2 separate regions of the Homo sapiens genome follow, and region 2 is linked to region 1. The links are chromatin contacts, found by Hi-C or POLR2A ChIA-PET in ENCODE. All regions are on one chromosome and are shown on one strand. Each heading gives the region's core, a stretch centred on a gene start or an enhancer-like site at or near the end of the contact. The rest is flanking DNA. Distances are from core to core; before and after follow the strand shown. Region 1 has its middle 38 kb from the start of LINC00702. Region 2 has its middle 26 kb from the start of LINC02660.

Region 1 (6,357 bases), core at 1,251-3,750:
GTCCACAGCACTTAAACACTGATGAGGAGCTTTGACATCTCATGACTGGCAAAACCCTTTCTTCTAAGTGCTTCTCAAGGCAGCCGCGCTATCAGGCACAGCTGGGAAATGGGGGTGGCAAGGATCCTGAGAAAAGCAGTGGGATTTTTCACTGGGGATAAGCCATTGTGGTAGCTGGCTATGAGGCTGGGGAGCTCTTACTATAATCCACTCTTTAATGCACAAAATCTAAAAGTTTACTGACCAGCTGTTCAATGAGACAGGGTGGGTGTTCTGAAATACTCAGTGTTTCATGGCTCTGTGTATCTCTTGCCATACTCAGAGGTTCTCAGATGAGTTTCAGAGGCCTTCCTCTCATCTGTTTGTGGCTCCATTGAGCAACTCACTGGTCTCTCCAGTACATCTATCCTCCAAATTCTATCTCTAGTGATATTTCTAAAACACAAATTGGATCTTTCATGAGTTAACAATCATCAGTGGCTTTCATTTGCTTTCAGGGTGAAGCTCAATGCCCTACACGATTCTGCTCCTACCCAGCTTTCTAGATAGTGGTGTTGAGGGCCCGGTTCTGGGGCCAGGAGGATTTGGGTTCAGCTGTACTAACAGTGCTGGAACCTTGAGGATCTTTACATCTTTATGCCTCAATGTTGTCACTTAAAAAAATGAGATAAAATAAATCCTACTTTGTTGATTTGCTCTGAGAATTAAAAGAGAAATCAGAGGCTTAAGGGTCTGGGCTATTAACTTAAAATGTGTGATTTAGATTGGCCTCCAGAAGAGTTTCAGGGAAACCTGCTATAACTGGTGCTAAGACAATCTGTCTTCATAGAGTGTTGAGCTGATGGATGGGGCTGGAGGCACTCATCTCCTGGACGTAGACCTGAAACATCGAGGCTTAGATTCCGGCCCCAGTCATGGCAGAAAGGAGGCCAGGATTCCCTCAGAAGATGCACTCTGGGGATTAGGGTAGGATATTGAGGTTCTGTTACGACCCACTGCTGGAATAGCAGTTCCTGAGTATTTAAGAGGAAAAGCTGGTTTTTCCCCATCATTCATCCTGAGTGCCCAGGACCATGGCGCCAGGACACCTGCTGTCCTGAGGATAAAGCAGAACCACACTCCGTGAACCTCCCCTAATAAGCACCGTTCTGGAAGGTCGTGTGGGAGTGAAGGGAAAAACTTCCCCTTAACCCTCTGAGCGTTCACTGAAAAATCACAGACAACAGGGTGCATTCACAGGAGAAAAGGCACACAAACTTATTTGATCACAGTTGTATGTGATACGAGAGCTTTAAGAATGAAGTCCCCAAGATACAGGGGGGATAGACTATTTTTATGTTTAGGTTCAACAAACTACGAATGTGAGAGAAAGCTAACATAGCCAACTTCATGTTGCTTCTAACTTCACAAGCTAACTGCCAGTGCTCATTCCTTTATGCAGGCCAAGCTAAGTATGGGAGGAATTTAGTTTACAGTTAAACTTTCAGGCAAGGATAATAGTAGTCCCTTGCCAAAATTAACTCGAGGACATAAACAGGGTGTACACACAAGTGGCAATGTTTGGTTGACAATGTATAGGAGCACTGTGACCTGGCCAAGGACAAAGAGGTTTTGCAACCTCCTCAAACTCCTGCTGATGTCCAGATGTCTGTGTCAGCAGTCACCTCCTGACCTAAATCCACTTCTTGTTCCCCTTCCCCAGTAGAAAAACAAGCTTGAGATTCAGGCCTTTTAAGATGGTTCTTCTTTAGGACATTAGTGTGCAATCTTCTCAGTTTGCTGACTTTCCAAAATCATGTCAGTTTCCTTGCCTCAACTCCTTGTTTCTTTAACATATTGCCTGTTCATGTGCTGAGTAGTACGAGCTTTGGACTCAGTGTCACGGACAGCCATGTAGAAATATAATTGAAAAAAGGGGCCTGATCTAATGCTGATGGATGCAGTAGAGAAACCCAGTGAGCCCTGTCTATCTAGGTCATTCACGGACTCTCTGAGCATGCATTTCTTTCTCCTGGGTGTGGGGCAGGAGTCTCTCTGGAAATGGGGTTCTCATGACCTATAATCAAACAGGGTAGGTCAGACAATTTCTTTATGGTCAGGTTTTACACAGAAATGCAGGGAGTAGGGGGTGGGAGTTAGAATAATATTTTAAGGTTTTATGGCTGGCTTTGGGGAAAAGGGATTCTAGTTTCCATGACTCACCTTGAGGAAAGGGATTCTAGTGTCTGTGGCCAGCCTCTGGGGAGAATGGGGCTGAGAGACAGGGGGGCCGGAGGTCAGAGGAAAAATGTTTGCTTCTGAGGCCTTCATTTTGGGGTATTATTTTCTAAGTCCCAACAGTCTGGTGTGTATTCTGTCAATATTCACCCTCCTTTGCTTGTGACGCTGGCATGCAATAGTACTAAGTAAATAGTCCCATATTTTAAAACAATAACACATTTGATTGCATGACTCATCCTAAATTGGATTGCAGATTCCAGCTCTATTTCCTGACCTGAAACTCTGGCCTTTGCATGTGCTCCTTCTGACGGGACACCCTGTCTTCACCCATTAACCCATCTCACTCCAGTGGCCCTCCAGGACCCAGGAGGATGAGGAACAACTCCCTCCCAACACCTGCGCCCCCACCCAGACTGACCACGAAGCCCCAACACTTGGCTCTGCTGTGGTGCTCACCCCCGTCTATGCCCATGGATATTGTAGGGGAGGAAAAGACTCATTTTCTCTCCACCCTCCTCGCTTGGGCCCTGTAAATGAGACTGACAGAAGAGAGATTAACAAGATTAGCAAGGGTAAAGCAAACAAGTTTATTGGCCAGTGCATCCTGCATGCATGCAGGTTAACTCAGGAATGAGGAACTCTGAGGGGTGGTTAGAACTTGGGCTTCTGGAGCATCTTAGACACAGACCAATAGGCTTTTCAGAAAAAGTGACAAGACAAAGGAAAAGGGCTTTGAGATTCAGGGGAGGGAAATTGCATATATGTAAATATTTAAGCAAGTCGATGGAAGACAAGGGCTAGTGAGTAAGGTTTGTTGGGTAGATTCCTGTGGCTCCTCCCAGCTGATAAAGGTCTAGAATAATCTCAGGTAACTGACTCCTTAACCTCCTGGTTTGGAGGACGGGAGTCACCTTTACAAACGCAAGTCCTGCCTTAGCAAATATCAGGAAGGCAGAGGGCTTTTCTAGTGTCTGTTTCTTCTTAAGCATCTTCAGCTCAAAATAACCCTTCTGTCAAAGCAGCACATTTGGGCGGTGAGTCCTGCTGGCTGCCACTCTCCTTGGCTCTTCCCCCCATCTCACTGTGCACTCCTCCTGCTCAGGAGGGTTCCGCCTCTCAGGGGCTCCACTCATCACTGGGGAATTCAAGGACAGGAGCACTTCCTACCACAATTGGTCCTTCTTTTGTCTTTAACTTCACTTCCGCTCCTGGGCTTTTCCTATCCTTCAGTTTGCCTCCTCTGTTTTCTTTGAAATTGTTCTCTTTCTTCTCTTCCCTTTAGCTGTAGTTTTCCCTTAGGATTCCTTCCCTGCCTGTCTTCTCTTCTATTTCTACCAAGTGATTGCTTCCCCTCCCGTGTTTTTAACTCTACCGGGAATCTACCTCTTTCTTGAGCTTTGGAGCAGTGAATCCTACCAGAGATAGTCCTAGCATCCAAGCAGAGCTCACTGTCATTCCAAAGTCCCACAGAGCGCTCCTCCTCCTTTAAGAGGAAGCCCAGGACCCCCAAGTCCACATTCCATTGTTGGTTTGCATTCCTCCCCCTGCCTCTTTCCATCCTTCCCAATAATATTCACATTTCCCTTAATTCTGACTCCGTGTTTTCATCAACTGCCTTTCTGTTCTCCGGCCTTACTATGTCTGTTCGGCTTCTCCTCATAGGTGATCCGACTCACCTCGACACTCACAGGTTGGCTCTTCCTGTCTAAAATGTTACCCTGTTTTGATTTATTGCTCTGTTAGGTTTATTATTTCTGCAAGCAGTGTGTTCTTTTTTAAATGTACATTTTATGTTTTTATTCCCTTACTTAACACCCTGCCCTGCCTCCCACAGTCCTGATGGTGAAACCTCCCTATGTCAGGGCGTCAGGCGTTGGGCTGACCCTGACCCTTCTGCCATCTCCCTTAAGCTCTACCCTTGGTCTAGACCAAATGAACGTCATAGCATCTCCCCCACTTTCCTGGCCCTAAGTTGCAAATTTATCCTGTAGGAATGCATGTCCTCCTTCCTTAGGGAACACTCTTCCTTCAGAAATATTATTTCCAGTTTTAACTGGATCTTCAGGATGCGGCAGGTGTTAACTTTTGCAGAGGCAGAACCCGTGACCACATCTGGCTCAGGGATCTGGGGACCCAATGTGCCTGCAAGCAGAGACAACAGGCCAGCAGCCTGAGGAGAAACAGGCAACAGTGGCTCTTTATGGCTGCACCTTGTTTTAGGGGTCTTTTTCTATCATGGGTAAGTGCACAGGCCAGCGAGCAGTGGGCACGATCAACAAGATTTTCAAGATGCAAGTGTATGAGGCAATGGATGCCCCATTTACCCTGATGTGAATGTTCCACCTTGCATGCCTGTATCAAAACTCTGGTGTGGCTATTCTACATTGCATGCCTATATCAAAACACCTTGTTTATCCCATAAATGTATACACCTTCTATGTACCCACAAAAATTAAAAATTAAAAAAAATAAAAGATCCATCATCTCAAACAAACACACAACAACAAAAAAGGCAACTGCAGCTCCTTGAGGGCCAAAGGCGGGGCCCTTCTGCTCGAGGGACCCAATTTCCCTTGATAAAGCGCACACACTTTGTAATAATAGAAGACAGCATTCACCATGTATCACAATGATGCTGTCCAGTGGCTTTCAGTTTTCTATGGCAAATCTACAATTTTTTTTATTAGTGTCTAGAGAAGCAAGTAAATATTAACTACTATTTTAACATTATTGGATGCACTAGACCTCATGGAAGCACCAAAGATTTCACGTTAGATGTAGACTTTAGTATAAAGAATAAGACTTCTTTAAAGTACTATCCAAGGGAGTTTAATTACTAAACTCCCTTTTAATTACTAAACCCTTTGAAAAAGAAAAAGACCATCACCAGAGGTTCCAATGAGAGTCCAAGTGGTGTTAGAGTGCAGTTCCACTGGGACATTTCTGAGCAGTTTGAAGAGAAGATAAAACTTCAGTGCTACATTTTATGACCCTGTTGCCTTTCACTAAAATGAAGGCATTACTATATTACAGGTATACTTAGGCCTTGAACTACATACAAAGGATTTTTACTGTATTTTAATTTAAACATTGCTAAAACTACAAACAACATTATAAACAGAGAAGTCTATAAGGTTGTACAAAAACAGAATGCGGGTGTAAAATACCCTTTGTTTAAAACCTCAGATTGGTCAAAATCTCTTTTTGATGTTTTCATATTCTCAGATTTGGGGTATGGAAGACTCCATGTCCTACACTAGCTGTGTACAACTTGGAAATATTAATTACAGTTCAGACTTTTTTCTTTTACTTTAATGGAAGCCTTATGTATGTGAGATTTTCCAAAAATGTGAGACTCTCCCTGTCTTCCCTTCCCCTTCCTCTCATCCCTTTTGGAATCCATGCAAAAACACTTCTAAGTACAGAATGTCCTTTTCTTTAGCACAGTCAATTTTTCCTAATGACCATTTATATAAACCTTGGTAATGTTGAGAACAGAGAATTCCTGCAGTATTATAAATAGCTTGTGAGAACTCTGCCCTCGACCCGATTGCACCGAGGGAGTAAGTGTTTCTAATTACTGCATGCAGCTGGTGACCTACAACCAGCACACCCTAGCTTGGCCATTCAGGTTCCACGCAGCTGGTCAGCAGCCACAGCCTGTGTCACACACAGATCCTAGCCCCAGTGACACACCATTGATGGGGGAAGCCCAGATTTTCCAGTAGGAAAAGTGGTGTTCACCAAATAAATGAATTAACCAGGGTAAAAATGTCCACAAGAAAAGCCCCATTCATCACCACGTTAGGATACAGAAATGAGAAAGTATCCCTGTAAAGTTGTCTTTCTAAAACCACATTTGCACAAAGCACTAGTGTATTTTCATTGGGCTGTGAATTCCTTAATTCTTTAGTATTGGGCAACGATGCAGAAATGTCCCCCAGGGTAACAAAATATGTTACCAATTCTCAAATTACAAGCTCAAAATAAACGTACATTTTCTAAAAATCTTGATAGTTCTTTCTGTTTCACTGCTTTCTCTTTCTCATCAGAATTGAGTCCACCACAGATACAACACTGTCAGGCCTTAGCATTCCCATTCCATTCTCCACAGCATCTTATCACCACACCTACCAG
Region 2 (6,357 bases), core at 2,837-5,336, 390 kb before region 1:
CAACTTCTCAAGCAATGGCTTCTCTGGTCCATAATCACTATTTTTAAGACAAGTCTGAAGGATCCTACGAGGAGACAGAAACCACTTCAGTTATTGGAGCAGAGAGCATTCAATACAAGAAGCGTGAACTATCAGTATAATTGTTAACTGAAAGAGAAAAAGAGAGCCCTGAGGTGCTGTGCAGGTAGCAATCACAAGAAACAGCTGTCACCCTCAGGGCAGCAGGACAAAGGGAAGTGGTGGAAATTATTGATGCTTAGCCACATAGAGAAGGGACCCTACAGGTCTGAAGTGGAGGTGCTCCCTGGTGCGGTCAGTATCTCTGAGCTCAGAGCAGGGGCTCTGGGAGGAGGTCCCTGTGACTGCAGCTGGGGTCATGGGAACGGGTGTGTAATAAAGGTGGTTTTGGAAGGATAAGCTCCATACTGGAGCCAGCTCCTGCCCAGAGGAAGCAGTGTGACCAGTGTGATGGCCACAGAAGCAGAGGCCAAGAAGCCCCAGGAAGCAAACATGAAGGACCCAGAGCCCTTCTTCCTCCTCCAGCTTGTGGGCCCATCTGGTGCCCTGTACTGCAGGCAGCTTGCAGGTCCCAGCTTTGGCATCCTAGATCCCAAGGTGGAAGGGAGGTCGTGGAGCTGACAGCAAGCTAACAGAATCCCCAAACACACGGATGTGTTTTCCTTTGATTGAATCATAAGGGCCAGTCTCTTTCACACTTCGAAACCTATGACTACATATCGACAAAATGACTGATGATATATGTGCTATATTAGCATTCCTTAATGGTTTTTGTTTGTTTGTTTTGTTTTGTTTTTGTTTTGAGATAGAGTTTTGCTCTTGTTGCCCAGGCTGGAGTGCAATGGCACAATCTCTGCTCACTGCAACCTCCACTTTCTGGGTTCAAGCGATTGTCCTGCCTCAGCCTCCCAAGTAGCTGGGATTACAGGCATGCACCACCATTCCTGGCTAATTTTTTGTATTCAGTAGAGATGGAGTTTCACCATGTTTGTCAGGCTGGTCTTGAATTCTTGACCTCAGGTGATCCACCCACCTCTACCTCCCAAAGTGCTGGGATTACAGGTATGAGCCACCACACCTGGCCATGTTAAATTAAACAAAGGGAATACTCCTTTCATATTAATTAGAGTTTAACCATGTCTTAATTCATGGGTGCAACTTTGGTCTATGGGCTAGAAAGGTTTATAAGGAGGTTAGCATTGATGATGTAAAAATGGTTGTAGATGAATTTTCCATCATTCATGGTAAACATTTGATTTTATAAGATGTTTGTCATGCAAAGACATTCCCAATATTCCTTAATACAAATTGCTGAAATTGTGAAATGTGGTAGTCATTTTCATGCAAATTAGATAAAGAAAACCAGAGACTATTGTTATGTGGGGAAATTTCAGATAAGTGGGGTTCAGGAAGGAGTAGAGGAGAAGAAACTGGGGGCAGGAGGACGCTGGCAGGGTCGTCATGTCCCAGGGCTGGGCGGCCTGGGGTGTAGAGCAAATTGAGGGAATGCTGGAGGCTCTGATTGATGAGCAGGGGTAATGCTGTTCAGGCAGCTGCTTGGAGCAGAAAACATGGGGTCCACTGTGCTCACCTGCAGGGAATGAGTAATAGAGAAATGGCAAAGGCAAATCATCCTTTACTGAAAACAACAACAAAACAAAGCAGAAAGAGAGTTCAAGGTGGTAACTGGAGGATACAGCAGAGCCAACAACTTCTTCCACCTCCAAAATAAAACGTCAGACCCAACCACATCTTCCACCTCCAAAATAAAACAGGATCCAGACTACAGGAAAAAAGGAGGAAGACGAAGTGAAACAGAAGAGGTTGAAGTCGTGGGAAAGGGGGCAAAATGGAAACAACCAAACAAACACTGTTTCTGTGTAGAAAAGCAGGGAGTGATGTGTAGGGAACAGGTGGAGGAATTACGTTTAAAGAAATGTGAAAAAAAAAAAAAGGAAACTTACAGTAGTAAGTGGATGTATAAAGGAAATCACAAGGAAACCAAAATCCTTTAATACTATCATCATTTAAAATCCGTCACATGGGCCAGTCACAGTGGCTCATGCCTGTAATCCCACACTTTGGAGGGTCGAGGCGGGTGGATCACTTGAGGTCAGGAGTTTGAGACCAGCCTGGCCAACATGGTGAAACCCCGACTCTACTAAAAAATACAAAAATTAGCCAGGCATGGTGCTGCGCACCTGTAATCCCAGCTACTTGGGAGGCTGAGGTGGGAGAATCACCTGGGAGGTGGTGGCTGCAGTGAGCCGCGATCACATCACTGTACTCCAGCTTGGGCAACAGAGCGAGCCTCTGTCTCAAAAAAATAAAAAATAAAATAAATCTATCACATGGATACGAGGTTTCCATGTCAAGTCTCTGGAGACTCCTAGACTTAGAAAAATGATATTGATCATTTCATCGAGAGAACCGAATGTAATTTGTGCAGCATTTTAAAAGAAAGATTTCTTACCATCTAGTTGCTTTCAAAGTTAGTGTGGCCTAATTTTATTATCTTTATCAAACTAACATTTGTTTACAATCTTTCTTAATTATTTGCCATTTAGCTTTTTAGGGCTTTGTTCCCCCCCATGCAGACACAGAGTGGCATTTGAGTGACGTTGACTTTTGTAGTTCTATTAAAGGAGGCTCCCAGGACTGCAGGCAGGTTCCAACTGCCTCACCAGCACTGCTGCTCCATTCCCTGGAAGGTCCTTGAGCTGGACCTGCCAGGCTGACGATCTATAGTCAGAAATAAGTCACTTTTATGGGATTCGAATGCAGCTTGAAGTAATCCTGACTCCAAAATTCTTCCTTCTTTGCTTGTCTGTGACCAGCATTATATGGATGAGAAACGGGACTCACTGGCAAGGAGACTGCGTAGTTGCTGGAGTTATACCTCCCTACTTCTCCTCACTTAACACACATCCACCTAGCAAAGCACTCTCCCTCAGATGCAAAGCCAAAGCGGCAGCAAGCCCCATTCCCTAGACACTCAAGAGCTGTTCTCTGTGCTGCAGCTGAAGCTGGCTTCAGACCCCTTGGGCGGGCTCCCAGGCAACCTACAGTGCAATGACAGCGTCCATCGCCCCCTCTCCTGCAGAAGGCCACGTTACCATCTTGACCATTTTTCGCATCATCAGTGCTAACCTCCTAACCAAACTTTCTAGCCCGTAGGCCAAAGCTGCACCCCTTAGTTAAAACACAGTTAAACTCCAACTAACCTAAAAAGAGTATTCTATTTGTTTAACATCAGGGAGCACTAATATAGCAAATATATCAGGTAGCCATACACCCAAGGTCTGGGGGCTCCTGGGAGCTTCACCCCCGCTGCAACAAGAACAGAGCCCGATCTTTTCCATCACTTGTTTATTATTATTATTATTATTATTATTATTATTATTATTATTATTATTATTATTATTTTGTAAAGGGGGCTGTGGGCGCTCCACTCCAGCTGCGCGGGAAGAAGGAAGCAATGCTGACTTGACCTTCTGCAGCCGCGGAGGGGGAGATGGATGCTGTCCTGGTGCTGTAGGCTGCCTGGGAGCCCCGCCCCGCGGATCTGAAGAGCCCTCCTCCCCTCGGGAGCTGTTTAGGCAGCTTCGGGTAGAGATGGAGGCCTAATCGTTTTCATTATCTTCTGCATATCCACTCTTTATTTTCTGAAATGCTTACGAATTTTTTTCTTTCATATTTATCACCTTAGAATTTGGTAGCAGTATTTTGGAAAAATGTTAACGCCTGTCATTGTTCGGAAATTTCAAAGAACTTCTGACATTGCCTTTTTCTACTGATGACAGCAGTGCGGCCCCAAGCTGCCTGCCTTTGGGAGACAGAGGAGCCACACTTGTACATGCTTTGAAAGTGAGAAACTTACAGAAACCTAGAAAAAGGATTTTGGACCTCAGGATCTGAATGGTTCTTGGAGTTCTTTGCAGATGAGGTAATGTTTTGGTTAACTCATAGGTCAGACCTGCTGTCCTTAGCTAACTTGCCCGGGAGGTTTTTAACGGAAGGCCTGTGTTAGCACAAATCATATTTCCTGATGACGAGCAGAGACCTTGATCTGGTCTTAAAGAACGCGTTTTCCAACTTACCCTGGGACTTTTTTGAATTAGCCGGCCACATATACCAGGGTTCTCAGAGGATTTTTTCCCCCCTTTCTCTCTGTCTCTTTCTGGGTTTTTCCTATTACTAATTATACAGGCAAGAAGGTAATGATTTCTGGTGTTCTTTCCTTTAAACCTCTACTTTGAGATCAGCAGCCCGGGACACAGATAAATAGGTCAGTTATTACTGACGTCACAGGGAACTCCTGGCTCAGATTAACCGCGCAGAGATGGACGCCTGTGAGTGTGTGCAAGGGGTGATGAAACATAAAGTACAGTCAGTTCATTTAACAACAAATTCCAGCAACAGATGATAGATAAAAATAGATCCTGAAGGATCTATGTAGATCTAAATAGATGATCCATGAGCCACATAATTAGGGAATAAAAGGACTCCAGTCTTTACCAGCGAATGTAAAATTGGGTAGGCAGACTCAGACCCTTACTTATCAGTGGATTCCAGCCCTAATTCCAGGAGGCCTCACCTCACCTTGGGGGCTTCTCTTTTCCTTAACCTAACTGGTTAAGCCAGGAAAGCTGTGAAATACCTTAGTTACTTGGTGAAGAGCCATTATTACCAGATTATTATCACATTCTCAAAAAGCTTTGCTGTGAGCTGGGCAGGTGCGGCGGCTCACACTTGTAATCCCAGCACTTTGGGAAGCCAAAGTGGGCTTGGGGCCAGGAGTTCAAGACTCAGCCCAGCCAACATGTGGAAACCGCATCTCTACTAAAAATACAGAAAATTAGCCGGGCATCGTGGTTCATGCCTTGTAGTCCCAGCTACTTGGGAGGCTGAAGCACGAGAATCGCTTGAACCTGGGAGATGGAGGCTGCAGTGAGGTGAGATGAGGCCACTGCACCCCAGCCTGGGAGACAGAGCGAGACTCTGTCTCAAAACAAAGAAAAAAAAAACTTTGCTGTGTTTCACATTTTAAAAATTTTATTTTCCATAGTCTCCGGTTCCCAGACATTTCCTGAGACTCCTGTTCATTCAAGAGAGGTGGAGAAAGCCATAAATGAGAACAAACCCGTCCTTCTCACTAAGGGGAATTTCCTGGCAAAACGGAGCCTGGCACGTCAGTGTCTGGGGTTAGTTACTATCACCGCTGCTCTGGGACTGAGTCACAGCTTCCTCCAAGGCTTAGGGTGCCCCAGACACAAACTAGTTTTCTAAAACTTCTCAAGGCATTCCGTTCCTCCTTCGTTCCAGCCCCTCATGTTATTAACTCACCTAATTCATCACATGGGCATTGTGTACAAAGGCACTCTGCTACTCACTGAGGATACACATTGTTCTTAACCTCAGGGGACATTCCTCAAGGAATTAACCAAATCAGGAGATCCTTACCTGCAGGGGTCAGACAGGGAGCTGAGGACAGCCCCCGGAGGACAAGGTCCTGAAGGCCTGGTTTGTAGCTTCTGTGCTGTGCTTATCATTGGGCCTGGCACATTGATCTCTCCATAAACTCGTGTAACTTAAATGAATGATTGAGTCAGAGCACAGGGCAGAGAGCTGTTTTGGAGGCCACTTATCTTCATGTCATAGTTACCCAGACATAAGACCAGAGGCGTTCCCTTTGGTCTCATATATACATATATGTATTGTATTTTTCCCTAAAATTATTCCTTTGTATTATTTTTGCAATTATAAATGTATATTTGCAATCTGAAATGCTGAGTTTCTTTTTTACATCAGGAGCAAATATCCAAATTTTCTTTTGTTTGTTTGTTTCTTTCTTTTTTTTTTTTTTTCCTGAGACAGGGTCTCACTCTGTCATCCAGGCTGAGGTGCAGTGGTGCGATCATGGCTCACTGTAGCCTTGAACTCTCCAGGCTCAGGCGAGCCTCCTACCTCAGCCTACCAAGTAGCTGGGACCACAGACACACACCACCATGTGCGACTAACTTTATTTATTTTATTTATTTATTTTTGAGATGGAGTCTTGCTCTGTTGCCCAGGCTGGAGTGCAGTGGTGAGATCTCGGTTCACTACAACCTCTACCCTCCTGGGTTCAAGCGATTCTCCTGCCTCAGCCTCCTGAGTAGCTGGGACTATAGGTGCACCCCACCATGCCTGGCTAATTTTTTGTATTTGTAGTAGAGACAGGGATTCACTATGTTGGCCAGGCTGGTCTCGAACTTCTGACTGCGTGATCCACCCACCACAGCCTCCCAAAGTGCTGGGATTACAGGTGTGAGCCACCACACCCGGCCAACTAGCTTT

What was found. A loop is a pair of places that touch in the nucleus more often than their neighbours do. ChIA-PET counts read pairs that join two places held with the same protein, here RNA polymerase II (POLR2A). Pooled maps may share reads with other maps.
Region 2: a loop to region 1 is called in a pooled map, with 5 times the contacts of the local background. The contact joins two enhancer-like sites. A Hi-C loop is called at or near these places in 1 of 50 pooled maps. POLR2A ChIA-PET finds 5 or more read pairs at or near these places in 2 of 52 experiments (SK-N-SH and activated T-cell).

The regions. Positions count from the first base shown.
Region 1 is chr10:4,278,291-4,284,647 of GRCh38, forward strand. No RefSeq gene overlaps it. Among named protein-coding and RNA genes, the nearest start is that of LINC00702, 38 kb to the left of the region's middle. Within about 2 kb of position 2,501, at least 10 of the 41 ENCODE cell types and tissues checked have a DNase peak (open chromatin) inside an H3K27ac peak, as active enhancers do.
Region 2 is chr10:3,882,810-3,889,166 of GRCh38, forward strand. No RefSeq gene overlaps it. Among named protein-coding and RNA genes, the nearest start is that of LINC02660, 26 kb to the right of the region's middle. Within about 2 kb of position 4,087, at least 24 of the 41 ENCODE cell types and tissues checked have a DNase peak (open chromatin) inside an H3K27ac peak, as active enhancers do.